3 separate regions of the Homo sapiens genome follow, and regions 2 and 3 are each linked to region 1. Evidence: chromatin loops called from intact Hi-C (ENCODE). Cell type or tissue: IMR-90. All regions are shown on one strand.

Region 1 (5,000 bases):
CGGTTAGCTGTTACTATCTGTCTCTCTGTTCTCTCTAGATTAGCACCAGCCGTTGTGTCAGCACACAAGATAAGGACAGACGTTGAGAGCAAGAATTTCAAAAACTTTACAGCAATTTGGCATCACCACAAAATCCACGCATGTGCTCTTGTATTTCACAGATGTACCAGCCTATAACATATTAGCATTAAAAAACACTGATCCTTCACCAAAGAGTCTAAGAAGCACTGCTTCTAGATCTTTCATCTTCACCTCGCCTCGCGTTCCCCTCGATCCTTGACTTTTTCTTTTCCAGTCTCTCTCTGTCCACCAAAGGCCCTGTACCAGATGAGGTCAGTCCCCTAAGCCAAGCACCCCTGGTCTCCCTCAGCTCCCTGTTGAGCACATGGGCCCCCTGCTGCCCCACCGCCCCCCGCCCCCCAACCCGTGCTGATTTCTGAAGGAGCCCCTTTTAGGCCAAGCACTCAGTTCCACCTAAGGCCCAGCTCAGAACCTCCTGCCCACAGGAAGTCCTTAATGAAACCAGAAGGCAGTTAACAGCCCGCTCCAGCTCCTCTATGGCCCCCCAGGGACCCACCAGGCAGGCTCCTCATCTCCCACTCTCCCTAGGGAGCCTCTTCCTTCCTCTCAGCTCCCCCTCTGCTCAGCTGTCTTCTCTGCCTCCCAGTGTCTCCCGTCCCCACGTTAGTGCCTAGCACCTAGAGTCATACGCCCTGGGGCCAGCACTGGCTGGTGGTGTCAGTGACAGGCCATGCTGACAGGGAGGCTGCAGGCATGGGGGAGAGGCAAGGGTGACAAACCATGCAGTCCCACTCCATCTTAGCAACCCAGCCTCACTTTTTTTTTTTTTTTTTTTCTGAGACAGGGTTTCACTCTGTCACCCAGGGTGGAGTGCAGCGGCATGATCTTGGCTCACTGCAACCTCTGCCTCCCAGGTCCAAGTGATTCTCCTGCCTCAGCCTCCCAAGTAGCTGGGACTACAGCTGCATGCTACCACACCCAGCTAACTTTTGTATATTTTGATAGAGACAGGGTTTTCACTGTGTTGGCCAGGCTGGTCTCAAACTCCTGGCCTCAAGTGATCTGCCTGCCTCGGCCTCCCAAAGTGCAAGGATTACAGGTGTGAGCCACCGCACCCAGCCTCTCCTCACCTTTCTACCTCCTAGAGCCTCCCTGGCTCACCCCTACTCCTGATCTCAAACCCACAGCAGGGGCGACAGTGGTGGTGCTGTGAGTCAAGGTAGAAGCCGGCAACAGACACCGGCAACCTGGAGGCGACGCCACCCCTGGGACTTGGAGCTGGTGCTTGAAGCCTGACAGTGAGGTCAAGGGGCTGCGTGCTGGGGAGGCAGGGAGCAGGCCAGGTGGGAAGGGCCTGATGCATGGCAGATGCTGGCCAGGCTCGGGGATTCTAACCCGCTGGGGATTCATCTAGGGGAACGAGGTCTTCTGAAACCAGCTTAAACAGGATGGCACTAGGTGAAGGGGCTGGCCAGGAACTCTCCGCCCCACCCCACAGCTCTTCCACTCACCACATCCCAGACCCTCACAGCCCCGCCCGAGGGCCCTGAGCTCTGGGGCTCTGTCTGGGTCTCCCTGCAGCAGCCACTCTTGTCCCCTGACCTCTGGCCTCTGACACACAGCAGTGGTGTTGGAAGCTGCAGGGGGCTGGGCCCAGCTGGAGACCATTTGGCACCCAGACAGCCTGCCTGGAGTTTATGCCCTAATATGGTGATGGCCGGCAGCGGCCTGAACAGGGATGCGCCTCACCAGGACTGAGGAGAGGCTGGAGACCAGGAAGCCTTAGCCCAAGAGACCCCAGCACCCACCCCAGGGACCACAGCCAGCCAGGCCCTCGAACCTAAGTCCTCCACCAGGGAGCTTGCCTCAGAGAAGTCTAGAGTCTGGAGCCAAGATGGACTCAAACTTCAGAATGGGCTGGAGACTGTCCCCAACACAGGGCCCCAGAAATTCCAACCTTGAGACCTCAGCAGCCCGTCCCCTCTTCAGCTCAAGCTGCTCAGCAAGACAGCCCAGAATGGCATTCTGAAGCCCACCCAGTCCAGGACCCCACATCTCAAAATCCCCTGCCAGGGTCGCAGAAACTCTAGGTATACGCCACCTCACAGCACAAGCCTGTAACTCACACTTACACACACACACGAGAGACAGAGAGAGAGAGAGAGAGAGAGAGAGGAGTGACTGCTGGCCCTCTTCCTTTGTCGAGATTCAAGAAATTTTTCCTTTCAAAATAACCCTGTCAAAGGCCTGGTTATTCAAAAAATGTGAACTGGAGCCCTGCCTGATGGCAGGGGCTGGGGCGGGGGAGATCTAGCGATCATCAAGGGGATGTGGAAGGAAGGAAAGTAGGGGCCCCAGATAGGCCTGGGCTCTCAGAGGCACTGCCTGCAACCACCCTGCCGCGTCGGCTGGGGCTTCGGTGAACTGCCACATCACCTGCTCCCAGCTCTTCAGCCAGGCCTCCCAGCCAGACTCCATCCCACCACTGGCTGGGTTATGGGGGGATGGGAGTCCCTTCACTTGCCCCAGTGCCACCTACTCCAGACCCCCAGGCCCTCGCTCTGCTCCCTTCTCCCACCGACTCGCCCTGGCTCCTGCCAGTGGCCCCAGCTCCCCAGGGCAGAGACGAAGGACCCAGCTGCTGCAGGCTGCAGTTCCGCTGAGAGCCACTCCGTGGCAGGCACAGCCCACACTCCCGAGGCAGCCAGCACTGGGCGCACTCAGGGGGCAGCCAGGACAGACAAGGAGGGCGGAGGGGGTGCAACAGGGGAGAGGGTTCCCAGTCTCAAAGGGAGGGGGCATGGGCTGTGGAGTCAGGTGGCCTCTGCACATTGCATTAGAATGACTTTGGGCCGGTCACTTACCGGCCCAGAGCCCCGGGGCGCTCATCTGCAACACAGGGTGATCCTGCCCACCCCCTAGGGCCGTAGGGGTGAAATGGCCTAAGATATGTGAAGCTCAGAGCCTGGCTTGAGGTCACCATAAGCTTGAGACAGAAGAGAGGCAGACAAGGGTGGAGGGAGCTTAGCAATGAGAGGCCCCAGGGCCAGCCTGGCTCATGTGGCTAATGCCAGAACACTCTGCCCTGGCCCCATTCCCACCCCAGCCCCAGCCCCGACCCCACTCCCACCCCAGCCTCAGCCCCAGCGCTGGCTGAAGACACCTTACTTTGGGTGAGAAGGTTCTCCCTGCCTGGCCCAGTTCTGCTTCCTGGGCCCTCTGAAAGGGGAGGCACCCATGGACGCAACCATCCCTGCACAGGCTCCATGGCTCCTTAGAACCCCCGTGCCTTTGGGCCCAATGGCCTGGGTGAGGCAGGCAGGCTGGCCACCTAGCAGGCCTCCAGAGGCCATGCAGCTCAGAGCAGAGCGGGAGAGCCAGGCCTGGACACATTCCCAGAGTGGCAGGTACAGCGCCATCCTGCTACCACAGAAGGTGTCCATCACTTCTCAGAACACAACGCCGGCTTGCTTTCATTTGGTGCCAATCCACACCCAGCAGTCTACCTGGGGTGGGGGGCACTGTTCCTGCCCAGCATCCCAACCCATCCGAGGTCAGGGGCTCCACCCAATTCCCCACCTCTGGGCACCGCTAGCCTAGGCCAGGCCCCAGGCAGGAGCCACATTTGGCTGTGGCAGGGGCAGGCCTTATCTCCCATGTCAGCACCAGGTGGGGAGGAAGAGGCTGCAGATGGCCCTGAGTGACCTTAGGCACCTTCTGGGGTCAGAGTCTCCGTGCGCTCCTCCGTAAATGAGGTGCTATCACAGCTTCTTCCCAGGCAGCTCCTCCCAGTCCTCTGCAAATCACTAAGCACATCCGTGCCTGCGAAGTGTTGAGCCACCGTGACCAACAAGACACGCCTGGCACCTGCCCCCAGTGAACCACCCATCCAACAGGACCCCAGTTTGATGCATGGGCAAGAGGGAAGGAGAGGGAACAAGCCAGACAGGTGGAGGAGCCCCAGGGAGCCGAGCCACTCTACCCCAGCCATGGTGGCTCCTGCGTTCCCTCTATTTTCTGTGGCTATGGGCAGGTCACCCACCTCCCTGGGCTTCAGGCTCCCTGCGGGTACTGTGGGGACAAGTGATTCCTGCACTGGGTGCCAGATGAGATGACAGATGGCTTTGTGGAAGCATCCAGAATTCTAACAAGGCGGGGTGCTGGGTCCCTGCAGGGAAGGTGACCTCAGGGAGGCAGCCATCCTCGCCCTAGTCGCCTCCCTGCCTCGCTCGGAGCAGGAGGAGCTGTGCCCAGGACAGGCCCAAAGTCACGCTGAGGGCAGGAGGCTGGGGCTCCAGTCGGCCTGTCCGCCCCCAGGCAGAGAGGCTGTCTCCGGAGCAGCAGCCCAGGGCTGTGCAGTGTCAGGTTATATTTAGCCTGGTGGCGGCGACAGGAAGATGCAGCAGGAGCCGCTCCTGGCAGGGGGCCACCGTGTCACTAACACAGCTCTCATGGGCAGCCAGGGGCCTAGGAAAGGCCAGGGACATTGCAGGCCCAGGGGACAGAGTTAGGGAGCCCAAGAGGCCAACCAGTGAATGAGAGAGAAGGAGGGAGAGAGACAGAGACAGGGAGAGAGTGTGTGTGTGCGCGCGTGTGTGTGTGTGTGCTGAATGAGAGAGAGACCAGTCCTAAGCTCCTGCCTCCAGGATCTGGGAAATGCAGCAGGTTGAGGGGCCCCAAGCTCAGACCCTGACCCCACAGAAGCAGCATCTCCAGACAGACTCCTCCACCACCCCTTCCAGCCTGAGACCCAGCCAGCAATCCATGGGATCATTTATAGGGTCTTGGGGGCCGCTGTAGTCATCTAGACCCACCCAAATCCACTGCATGTGGCATGCCTGAGCCATCTCTGCCCCGGACCACAGCAATGCCTCAGAAGATCTCTGTCCTCTAGCTTCTCTAAAGCTCTGGGGCCCGGCTCTGCCTCTCGGGTGGTGCACGAACTGGAAGTCCCACCCGCTGCCCTCCTGCTGAGAAGC
Region 2 (5,000 bases), 210 kb after region 1:
ACTAAAGAACTTGTCTAAAGATACTCTTCAGAACACCCCTTTGCTAAATTAACCAAGCACTTTACCATACCAACATGCAAGATGAAGCTTCAAAAGTATATTGTATTTTTAAAGTGAGAGGGCTTATCGGTGTTGGATACATAACAGAGGCTTACTGACTTGACAAATTGAGGCAACTTTGGGCTACAAAACTGAAATTAAACCTGTATGAGCAGTTACAGGATCAGCCAAATAAGGCATGAAGGAAGAACCATTTTTAAAAGTAATTGCATTCATTTATTGCATAGGTAATAAAATCACATAGTACCAAGTTCCAAAAGCTCAAAAGGATATATATTGAAACATCTCTCTTCCACCAGTCCCTTCAATAAAAGGCCACTTTAAGAAGCCTGTCACATTCTGGTATGTCAAGGACTCAAGATTAAAAGACCCTCTGATTGTATTAGCCAAGCACGGTGGCACACACTTGTAGCTCCAGCTACTTGGGAGGCAGAGGCGGGAGGATTGCTTGAGCCCAAGATTTGGAGGTTAGAATGAGTTATAATCACACCACTGTACTCCAGATTGGGTGAGAGAGGGAGACCTTGTCTCTAAAAAATGTCTTAAAGACCCTCTGGGCTGGGCATGGTGGTTCATGCCTGTAATCCTAGCACTTTGGGAGGCCGAGGTGGGTGAATCACCTGAGGTCAGGAGTTCGAGATTAGCCTGACCAGCATAGTGAAACCCCATCTCTACTAAAAATACAAAATTAGCTGGGCATAGTGGCACATGCCTGTAATTCCAGCTACTTGGGAGGCTGAGGCAGGAGATCGCGTGAACCTGGGAGGTGGGTTGCAGTGAGCCGAGATCGCACCACTGCACTCCAGCATGGGCAACAAGAGGGAAACTCCATCTCAAAAAATAAATAAATAAAATAACCCTCTGATCTTGAAGATATATGTCGCCTAGTTCATGCCAAGAGCTTATTGCTTAGAACTATACTCAGTAAAGTGGATTCTCTACTCAAGCTGGCACAGGAAGTACCTACTTTTTTTTTTTTTTTGAGATGGAGTCTCGCTCTGTTGCCCAGCCTGGAGTGTAGTGGCATGATCTTGGCTCACTGTAACCTCCTCCTTCCGGATTCAAGTGATTCTCTTGCCTCAGCCTCCCAAGTAGCTCTGATTACAGGCGCCTGCCACCATGCCCGGCTAATTTTTGTGTTTTTAGTAGAGACAGGGTTTCACCACGTTGGCCAGGCTGATCTCGAACTCCTGACCTCATGATCTGCCTGCCTCGGCCTCCCAAAGTGCTGGGATTATAGGCATGAGCCACTGCGCCTGGCCAGGAAGTACATACTTAAAACTTAGTGCCAACAAATCCCAGTGGGCCACCAATTCTGAACAGAGGCAGGTGAGACCTTAAGTACTTCTACTGACCTGGTGTGGTTTGTGTTTGTTAGATACTGTATTTCATAACCCATTTATATCCTCTATCTGTTCCCTTGCCATGCTAGAGATACGAAGTGTGACTTCTGTGAAGTCCTTGACATTCCGTAACATTGGCATACATAGTGGCAACTGCAGCAACCCATTTCCTTTCCCTGCCCTTTCATAGAACATAGAACTGAGGCCACATGGTAAATGGAAAGAAGCACTGGCTAAAGGAAAAAGACCTGGAATCAAATTCCTCTTCTGACCCCTCACTGGGCCCTGTGACCTTGACCCCTCTTTGACATCTCCATCTGTGAGGGAGAGTGATTAATATCTACTCTGGCTGGGTACAATGATTTATGTCTGTAATCCCGACACTTTGGGAGGCCCAGGTGAGAGAACCACTTGAGACCAGGAGTTCAAGCCCAGCCTGGGCAACATAGTGAGATCCCGTCTCTATAAAAAAAAATTTAAAAATTGGCCAGGCATGGTGGCACATGCCTGTAGTCCTAACTACTCAGGAGGCTGAGGTGGGAGGATCACTTGAGCCGGGGAGGTTGAGGCTTCAGTGCGCAGAGATTGTGCCACTGCACTCTAGCCTGGGTGACGGAGCAGGACCCTGTCTTACAAATAAGAACAACAAGGGCTGGGCGTGGTGGCTCACGCCTGTAACCCCAGCACTTTGGGAGGCTGAGGCGGGTGGATCACGAGGTGAGGAGATCCAGACCATCCTGGCTAACACGGTGAAACCCCGTCTCTACTAAATATACAAAAAATTAGCCAGGCGTGGTGGCAGGCACCTGTAGTACTAGCTACTGGGCAGGCTGAGGCGGGAGAATGGTGTGAACCCAGAGGGCGGAGCTTGCAGTGAGCAGAGATCACACCACTGCACTCCAGCCTGGGCGACAGAGTCAGACTCCGTCTCAAAAAAAAAAACTTTGTCTAGTCAAAAAGCAAGGGCAAGAGTCAATTGAATATGAAAAAACACCTTCCAAAACGAGTTCTTCCTGCACTAAATAGACAAAGAGTAGAGTGGCGAAGAAAGGAAGGGGACTCATTTTCCCTGAAATCCAGAGCACTCCAAAAACTACTTCACTCTCTCATCAGTATCAAGTACAGACCTTACCTCTGTCAAATCTGAACAGAGCTAGTTCCTTTCTTTACCAGCAAAAAACTATGATTCTCCTACTGAATTCCTGAACAGACGCATTATGGGCAAGTACCTGGTCTCATTGTCCGAAACAGAATTCTGAAAGTGCTGCTTTGTCCATATTCTCTGACATTTGGGAAATGCTCCTACAGAGGAATTTTATCTTTAATCTACCCTCTGTGCCCACCGCGGCCTCATCATCTGGCCTGACCTGTGTTGCCAACCAGCACCAAGGATGCTAAGAAAAAAACAAAGTATTCAAGTCAAAGACCACAAATCTATACCTCCAATCCACTCATTGGCCAGAGAAAGTCCTCTCATGGTGGGCAGCGTCGGGCCTGGCCGCGGGTGCCCTCTGGTGGCAGCAGCGCACAACTGCGGGCACGGCGAAGGAGGTGCGGGGTGCTGCAGCGCCCCCTGGCGACAGTCCAGGAGACGCGCCGAGGGCAAAGAAACCACTAACGGAGCATCCAAGGGCGAGCGCGCGGGACGCCTCTAGATGCTTAACTGTGAATGCACTGTTTGGGGACGGGGGGTTGTACGTGAGTGTCTTAACGTCTAGTGTGCGTGAGTGTAGGGTTAAGTATGTTTAGTGTGCCCCGGTACCCGAACCCTGTATTTCTGTTGTGTTAAATGTGTACAGTATGTATGAGCCCGCGCGTTCACACGCGGGTAGGTTGGTGGTGGGGAGGTCCGCGCCTCAGTGCAGGGCGGAGTCCTCACGGAGGCGTGAAATTGGTTTGGAGCAAACACATTACGAAAAGCAATTACCAGGGAGAGGTTCTGGGCCCGCGGGACCAACAGCCAGGAGGCTGGGGAGGGAGCGCCCTGGCTCGCAAGAGTCTGAATGTCTAACCCCAGTGAGGACCCTCCTGACATTGCCCGCTAAGGGGACAATATGTGAAGTTGTGCACAGCCCCTTCACAGCCACCACTCCACATCGCCTTTCTTCCCTTCCCCGTCCTTAAAAAGGCATCCCATGATCGCAGGCTCTCCAGATGTGGCCAGAAATCCTCCCCCATCTTCCTATCACTTTAGAGGAGGGTCCTTCTTCTGGGACGCCCTCCCAGATCTCAACCCCATTCCTCACCCTCCTCTTCATGCCCCCAGCTCCTGCTCCCACGTTTATCTTGCATTCATCCTATTGCCCCTTGTATTCTAACTGGTTGTTCACACCCTTGTTTCTCAGACTAGACTGAAGATTCACTGAGGGCAGGAGCGTGTCTCGTTCCCAGCAGGGCATGAAGCACCTAAAACCTGGGGACCCGGAAGCACACAGTGAACCAAGTGGGTGCGATCAAATAGAATTTCCATCAAAATCCACCAGCAGGACTCTCTCGGGCAAGTCATCTGCGGGAGTCGGGATTCCCTGGGAGCAGAGCTCCAAACTCTTTCCCGCACCAGCGAGCCCGCACTCGCATGATACCCAGACCTGCGCTCGACCTGGCCCCAGATCCCCGTGCCAAGGGCCACAGCCTCTGAGATGCTTCCTAGGCGGCTCCAGTGCCATCTCCCCAGCAACGGCCTTCTGCTTCCCGTTACTTCCTCGTCTTCCCCATCTTAGCATCTGGCACCACCGTCCAGGGGTCCAAGCCAAAAACCTGCGAGTCGCCCTAGACAGCGCTATTCTGCAGCCCCCTACATCCCCCCCAGCGGCGGCCCCCCAGTTCTTCCCAGGGATCCCGAATCTCGCCCGCCGCGACCACCTCTGGCCTGGACCACCGCCGCAGGTGCCCCCCGACCCACGCCCGCAGCCAGGACGGTCCGTCCTGCCACTCCTACTGATCTGCTCTACTCAGGTCTCAGGCTAAATGTCACCTCCTCAGAGAGCAGGTTTCCCTGTCACCGACTGCCAACCCCCCATCCCGCACGTCTCTCCCCGGGCTCGGCAGCACCTGCCGCTTCCTCCTGTGCGCCGCGCTCCGGCTACCCCGCGCAAGCGGACCCTGGTGGGGGCCTGGAGGGCAGTCCTTGCCCCCGTGCGGCGGTGCCTGAACGCAGCAGGCCCTGGAACGGCTGCGGAACAAACCATCGAGCACTAGGGCGTCCCCCGGGACCCCCACCCGAGCCGCGGTCTCCACGGGGCGCCCCGCAGGCCCTCGACAGGAGTGGGCCTCGCGCACCAGGTTCCCGCCCATGTCTTGGGGCAGCCGCTTCCTGCCCGCGAGGTGGGGCCTGTGCGGTCGGGGTCCGCCTGGGGTTTCCACAGCGAGGAGCCTCCACCGCTTGCCCACCCGCACCCGCGTCCCAGAGCCGCGCCCTAGTACCTGAAGCCAGACAGACCGGTCAGCCCAAGGTCCGTGAGGCCAGGGTGGGAATCCGGGCCCCCTCACTTCCTCTCCGCTTCTCCTCAGCCGCCTCTCAACGCCTAACCCGGCTTCGGGCTCTGGTCCGCGCGGCCTAAAGCCTCGCGACCTCCAGGCCTCGCCCCCTGCCGCCTC
Region 3 (5,000 bases), 55 kb after region 1:
AGTCAGTGCAAGAGGCCCGGTCAGGCTCCTTCTGGGTGTCTGTGGTCACCTGAAACCCTCCGGGGAACAGATTCCGGGCCTTCTGGGTTCCCCACTGTTGTCTGGGGCTAGAGGCAGGACTGGAGCCTGGTGAAAAAGGCCATCAGCTGGGCAGTTCCATGATGCCCAGTGTCCACCAGGCTCTGTCCCCTGCAGGCCCCACCCTCCTCACCGTCACTTGACCAGGATGGCTTCTCCTCATCAGGCGAGGGTGGCTGTGAGGGGCTGGAGCAGGGCCTGGACAGGATGGAGGCTGCAGCCTCACCCCACGGCTCCTGCTGCTGCTGCTGCTGGTGAAGCTGCATGGAAAGGAGGAGGAATGAGGGCTGCACCCCAAGGAGGGCAGGGCCAAGCACCTGGGCTAGAGGCAGAGGGCTTTTCAGCCTCCTCCTGCCACTCTGCTAGACCCTTCCGTAGACTCCACCCCACCTCAGTCTCCATGTTGTTCACCTGCCTTCTCTCCACATTTCTCCTTTGGGCACCCCTCTACTCACCTGGTGCAGGTAGATGACATGGAGACTCATCTCGGCAGAAGCAAGTTCTGGGAGCTGGGCCAGCTTCTGGCCCCCAGTGCCTCCTGGGGACACAGAGCTGGAACATAACATGAAGCAGGTCAAAAGTCATGCCCTCCTCCCGCCACACCCCAGAGGACTCCCCTTCTGAATCCCCCCTCAGCGCCCCAGCTCCCCACTCCTACAGGATCAGCCCACCCCCCTCCACATGCCCCTGCATCTCAGCCTCCACTCCTCACCTGGGGTCCTGGGCAATTCGGGAAATGGAGGCAAGGAGGCTGGCTGTGGCCGCAGCTGGACAGGGGGCTGTCGGGCTCAGATCTCTCGGAGGCAGGAGAGGGTGCACGAAGAGGTTGGCCAGGAAGGCCTCAGGCTGGGTGCAAGAGGAGAGGGAAAGCCAAAGAGGGAGTCAGAAGAGAGGACAGAAACGGAGTAGGGAGGAAGCAGAGGCCTAAAGAAGGCAGGAGAGCAGGCTGGGGGCGGGGGCTGGTGAGGCAGGTTACTACCTAAGGTGAGCCTAGAGGGGAAGGGTTTGGAGAGGAGTTGTGGGGGTGAAGGCAGAAGGGGAGGCCAGGCTTGGGACTCACCAGGGGCGAGGTGCAGTTGCTGAGCACCCCCGGGGTGGAGGGGCCGCGAGCCGAGGTGGCACCCCAGGCAGCTGCATCTTGTTGTACTCGGCCCCAGAGGTGCCCAAGAAACTTAGAGCTGTGCCCTGGGGGGCGCCAGAGTGGATGCGCCAGGGAGAACCGCATCAAAGAAAGCTCAGTCTTGCCGTCCTCCGCACGCTGAGACAGCGAGGCCTCAGTCTGTCCCGCCGAGAGCCACTGTGAGCAAGGACAGTCTTTCAGGTGCTAAGAACACTGAGCCTTATGGGAACAGGTGGGACAGGAAACACTGCCCCATCTTCCACGTGAAGGAAACAGACCACAATGGGGACTTGTTCACCATCACCCAAAAATACAGCAGCAGTGCAGAACCTGGGCCTGTCATCTATTCGTCACCCCTGGACTGATTGCCAGCTCGGGGATAGGGCTGAGCCTCAGTGCTTTGCCCAGGGTGATCCTGACAGCCTTGGTCCAGGCACCAGTCCTTACTCAGCCCCACCCACCGGCCAAGCCCATTCCTCACCCCCAGGTGGTCTTTGCTCCCATTTACTGACGTTACTATGTGCCAGCAACTCCATCATAGGCTATACAGACATAATCTGTGTGTTCACAAGCCTGGCCTTGGCTGTGCTCTGGAGAGCACATTGCCATTGTTGCCATCTGACAGACGAGGGCACGAGAGCACAGGAAGGGAAGTGACCCGCTCAACGGCACAGGTAGCAAGCAATGGAGCCAGGGCTGGAACTCAGGTCTGCTCCCGAGAGGCAAGCGAACTCCCACCCAGCCCAAACCCCCAGGGCCAGGGAACGGCTCTGACCTGAGGGTGTCCGTGGCGCTTCACATCCATAAGGGCAAAGGAACAGATGTCCCCAACCCCAGCCACATCCACAGTGAAGTGATGAAAAAAGTCGATAATCTCCAGGGCACGAGGGCGGAACCAGAAAAGCAGAAACAGCGGGGTGAGGAGCGGGGACAGGAGCTCCTCCAGGAGGGAGACCTGGGGAAGCAGCGGTGAGGCTGAGCAGGGGTCGCTGAGGGGCCCACGCGCGTTATCAGGACCAAGCAGTCCCCAGCGACCCTCGCCAGGGCAAGAAGCCTCCCCACCCAGTCACTCCCTAGACTCCTGGTATAGTCCGTTTGTCTCATGCCCTCTCCCAGACAGACCCTCCGCGCAGACAGACCCTCCGCGCAGACAGACCCCACAACTTCCTCCTCAGCCCGCCGTCGCGCCCACCCTCACCGCTCGGTACTGCAGCAGCTGCGCCATCTGCCGGTAGGCGCGGTCCCTGCCGCCGGGGCCGGGCTCCTCCGGGAGGTAGTGCATGTGGGCCAGGGCTGTCTGCAGCAGGAGCTGCGGCGCACGACCCTGGCACTGCTCTTCCGGAATGAAAGACCTGAAAGGCGGGATCCGTGGGGGGAAGGGGCCTGCGATTAGGAGGACGCGCGGTGGGATGTAGGGCTAGAGGGCCCCAGTGGTGGGAGAGGTAAGGATTCGGGGGGAACCTCACATGGCCCCAGATCAGAGAAACCAACACACACCACCACCCCGGGCATCTGCCGTCGCACCTGGCGACGGTGGCGGTGACCCCGAGCGCGGTCATGGCGGTGAGCACGTGCTCCACGGCTAGCACGTCCTCGTCGTAGACGGTGAGCACAAGCAGCGCGGCGAAGAGTGCACCCGCGAAGAAAACGAGCTGGCGGGCCAGCAGCGTGCGCAGGGGCGCGGGGGGCGCAGCGGTGCGCAGGAAGGCGGCGGCGGGGCGGTAGGCGCGGGCCAGGCGCGCGCGCAGCTCGTGCGGCAGCTCGTTGAAGTGGCGCAGCTGCAAGCGCGCCAGGCGGGACCAGCCGCGCGCCCCCAGCGCGCCAGGCTCGCGCCGCAGCAGCTCCACGTGGCTATAGAAGACGTGCAGAACCTGCCAGGCCAGCACCAGCGGGCTCAGCGCCAGGTTCAGGGCGGCCAGCAGCAGCACTGTGCGCCCCCAGCGCGCTGCTAGGGCGCCCCGCTGGTCGCTGCGCTTGTAGGCGTGCGGCAGCTCCCAGCCCCCGCGGAAGAGCGAGAAGGGACCGCGGAAGAGCAGCAGGTCGACATTGAGCGCCAGGCCGCGGCTGAGGAAAGCCGCACTGCCTCCCCAGGGCAGCGGGCAGCGGGCCGGCAGCAGGCCTTTGTTGGCCAGCGCCACCTGGTAGTTGGTGTAGCGCAGGATGCGGTGGTGGATGTCCAGCTCCGTCAGGGGCCGCGGCTGCACGCACAGGCCCCCGCTCCGCTGCAGTGCCAAGAGGCGGGACTGCACCTCTGCCCAGGGAACCGAGCTCAGCTCCTCCTGAAAGGGGCACTGATGAGAGCCAGCGACCCCCCATTCCTCTCCACAGTGATGCTCAAGCTCCACACCCCTAAGTGTGCGGCCTGAAAACCCGCAAACTGAGTTTGCGATCACAAACTCGCCATGACCAAGCTACATCGTCCCCCTCTCCCACCTTTCTCTTTCTGCCCTCCCTTAACCCTGTCACTAACAAGGGCGCGCCCTACTTCCTTCATCCTCTTCTAAACTGCCCTGTTCATCATCCCTGCCATTCATGTGGCCAGTAGTCATGCACTTCCTGGGGACGCCTCCAGGTGCTGGACCTGGCTTCTCAGCTCCTTAAGGGCCTGAGGCCCCCTCAGTTGTACACACAAAACAGACTGGCTGGCCAGGGGCGGTGGCTCACACCTGTAATCCCAGCACTTTGGGAGGCTGAGGCAGGCAGATCGTCTGAGCTTAGGAGCTCGAGACCAGCCTGGGCAACATGGTGAGACACTGTCTCTACTAAAAATACAAAAAATAGCAGGGCGTGGTGGTGTGCACCTGTGGTTGCAGCTACTGGGGAGCAGAGGCTGCAGTGAGCCAATATCACAGCACTGCACTCCAGCCTGGGTGAAAGACCCAGACCCTGTCTCAAAAGAAACAAAACAAACAAAAAAACAAAAAACCAGAATGTCTGGCAGTTCGTGGGAGAATCTCTCCTTCCCATTTCTAGTGCACCCACCAACTCTGGAACAGAATCCTCCCCACCTTCTGCCTGGGCATGCTTTACACTCCCAGCCCCACCCGACTCCAGGCCATCTTCGGCTCTGTCACCAGAAGCCTTCCCAGGACCTGGGCTATGTCCACATCTGGCAGTGGGGCACTGTCAGATCTCATTTGAAGGCTGCAAACCTCACTTCAGCCCAGTTTCACTCAGCTTTCCCAGTCCAGGTTAGTCAAGTCCCCCAGGCTGGCCTCTCCAGTACATCCCAGTGTCTTCCCTTCCCTTCCCCTGGAAGGAACAGGGGAGGAGGGGAAAGAAGGGAGGAGGAGAACGAGACGGGTGAGCAGTCTCCCGCCAGAGCCAATCCGAGGTCCAGCTTCCGCTCTCACCACCTCTGCTTCCCCGGCCTCCTCCCTCTCCTCTGCTCAGGGGCCTTCTAAGACCTCTCCCCTTGCTGCACATAAAGGCTGTGCAGAGGGCTCCGGACCTCCCAGGGGAGCAAGGGAAGCAAGCTGCAGAAGGCTACTTTCAAGCTGTGCCTCAAAGAAAGAACTTAGATACAGAGGAGGGAGGAGCAGACTCAAGATGGTGAGGAAACAAAGGGCAGAGCATAAGCAGTGGACAGTGACAGGCCAATGCAGTGGCTTCCTGCAATGCGGGGGATGGCTTTGAAGGCTCTGTTTTAGGCTGATGGGTCCATCTCCTCACTGCAGCTTCCAAAAGCTCATGGCTTTTCCCCACCTTCCTGCACTGGGGCTTAGAATGTGCTCCCCTCCCCTCCTGTCCTGCCCTTCCGAAGCCCAACCCAAATTCCTCCAGCTCTGAAAAGCCAGATAAC

What was found. Hi-C counts contacts between places; a loop is a spot of excess contacts. Peaks named below come from ENCODE experiments on the same cell type or tissue, not always from the same donor. Only the 100,000 strongest peaks of a DNase experiment are listed, where the experiment ranks them.
Region 2: it touches region 1 in a loop (14-fold over the local background); 10 of 110 quality-filtered maps call a loop at or near these places.
Region 3: a loop joins it to region 1, with 6 times the contacts of the local background. A loop is called at or near these places in 29 of 110 quality-filtered maps.

The regions. Positions count from the first base shown.
Region 1 is chr7:150,960,458-150,965,457 of GRCh38, forward strand. The region is part of intron 2 of KCNH2 (potassium voltage-gated channel subfamily H member 2); the gene reads right to left. Among named protein-coding and RNA genes, the nearest start is that of KCNH2, 15 kb to the right of the region's middle. RefSeq lists enhancers at 1,446-2,055, 2,056-2,665, 2,441-5,000, 2,666-3,275, 3,888-4,497 and a silencer at 3,660-3,831. In IMR-90, a CTCF peak has its summit at 2,690; no DNase peak of the experiment used is centred here; H3K27ac peaks cover 1,229 bases.
Region 2 is chr7:151,169,790-151,174,789 of GRCh38, forward strand. No RefSeq gene overlaps it. Among named protein-coding and RNA genes, the nearest start is that of GBX1, 4.6 kb to the left of the region's middle. RefSeq lists a silencer at 4,973-5,000 and an enhancer at 4,973-5,000. In IMR-90, a CTCF peak has its summit at 2,947 (motif pointing left); no DNase peak of the experiment used is centred here; H3K27me3 peaks cover 1,123 bases.
Region 3 is chr7:151,015,898-151,020,897 of GRCh38, forward strand. It overlaps ATG9B (autophagy related 9B), which reads right to left. Exons shown (of 14, transcript NM_001317056.2): 6 at 2,723-3,477; 7 at 2,397-2,550; 8 at 1,974-2,153; 9 at 1,139-1,375; 10 at 791-924; 11 at 534-630; 12 at 212-338; 13 at 1-126. Among named protein-coding and RNA genes, the nearest start is that of ATG9B, 6.1 kb to the right of the region's middle. RefSeq lists a silencer at 3,144-3,213. In IMR-90, a CTCF peak has its summit at 2,434 (motif pointing left); no DNase peak of the experiment used is centred here; H3K4me3 peaks cover 241 bases; H3K27me3 peaks cover 3,982 bases.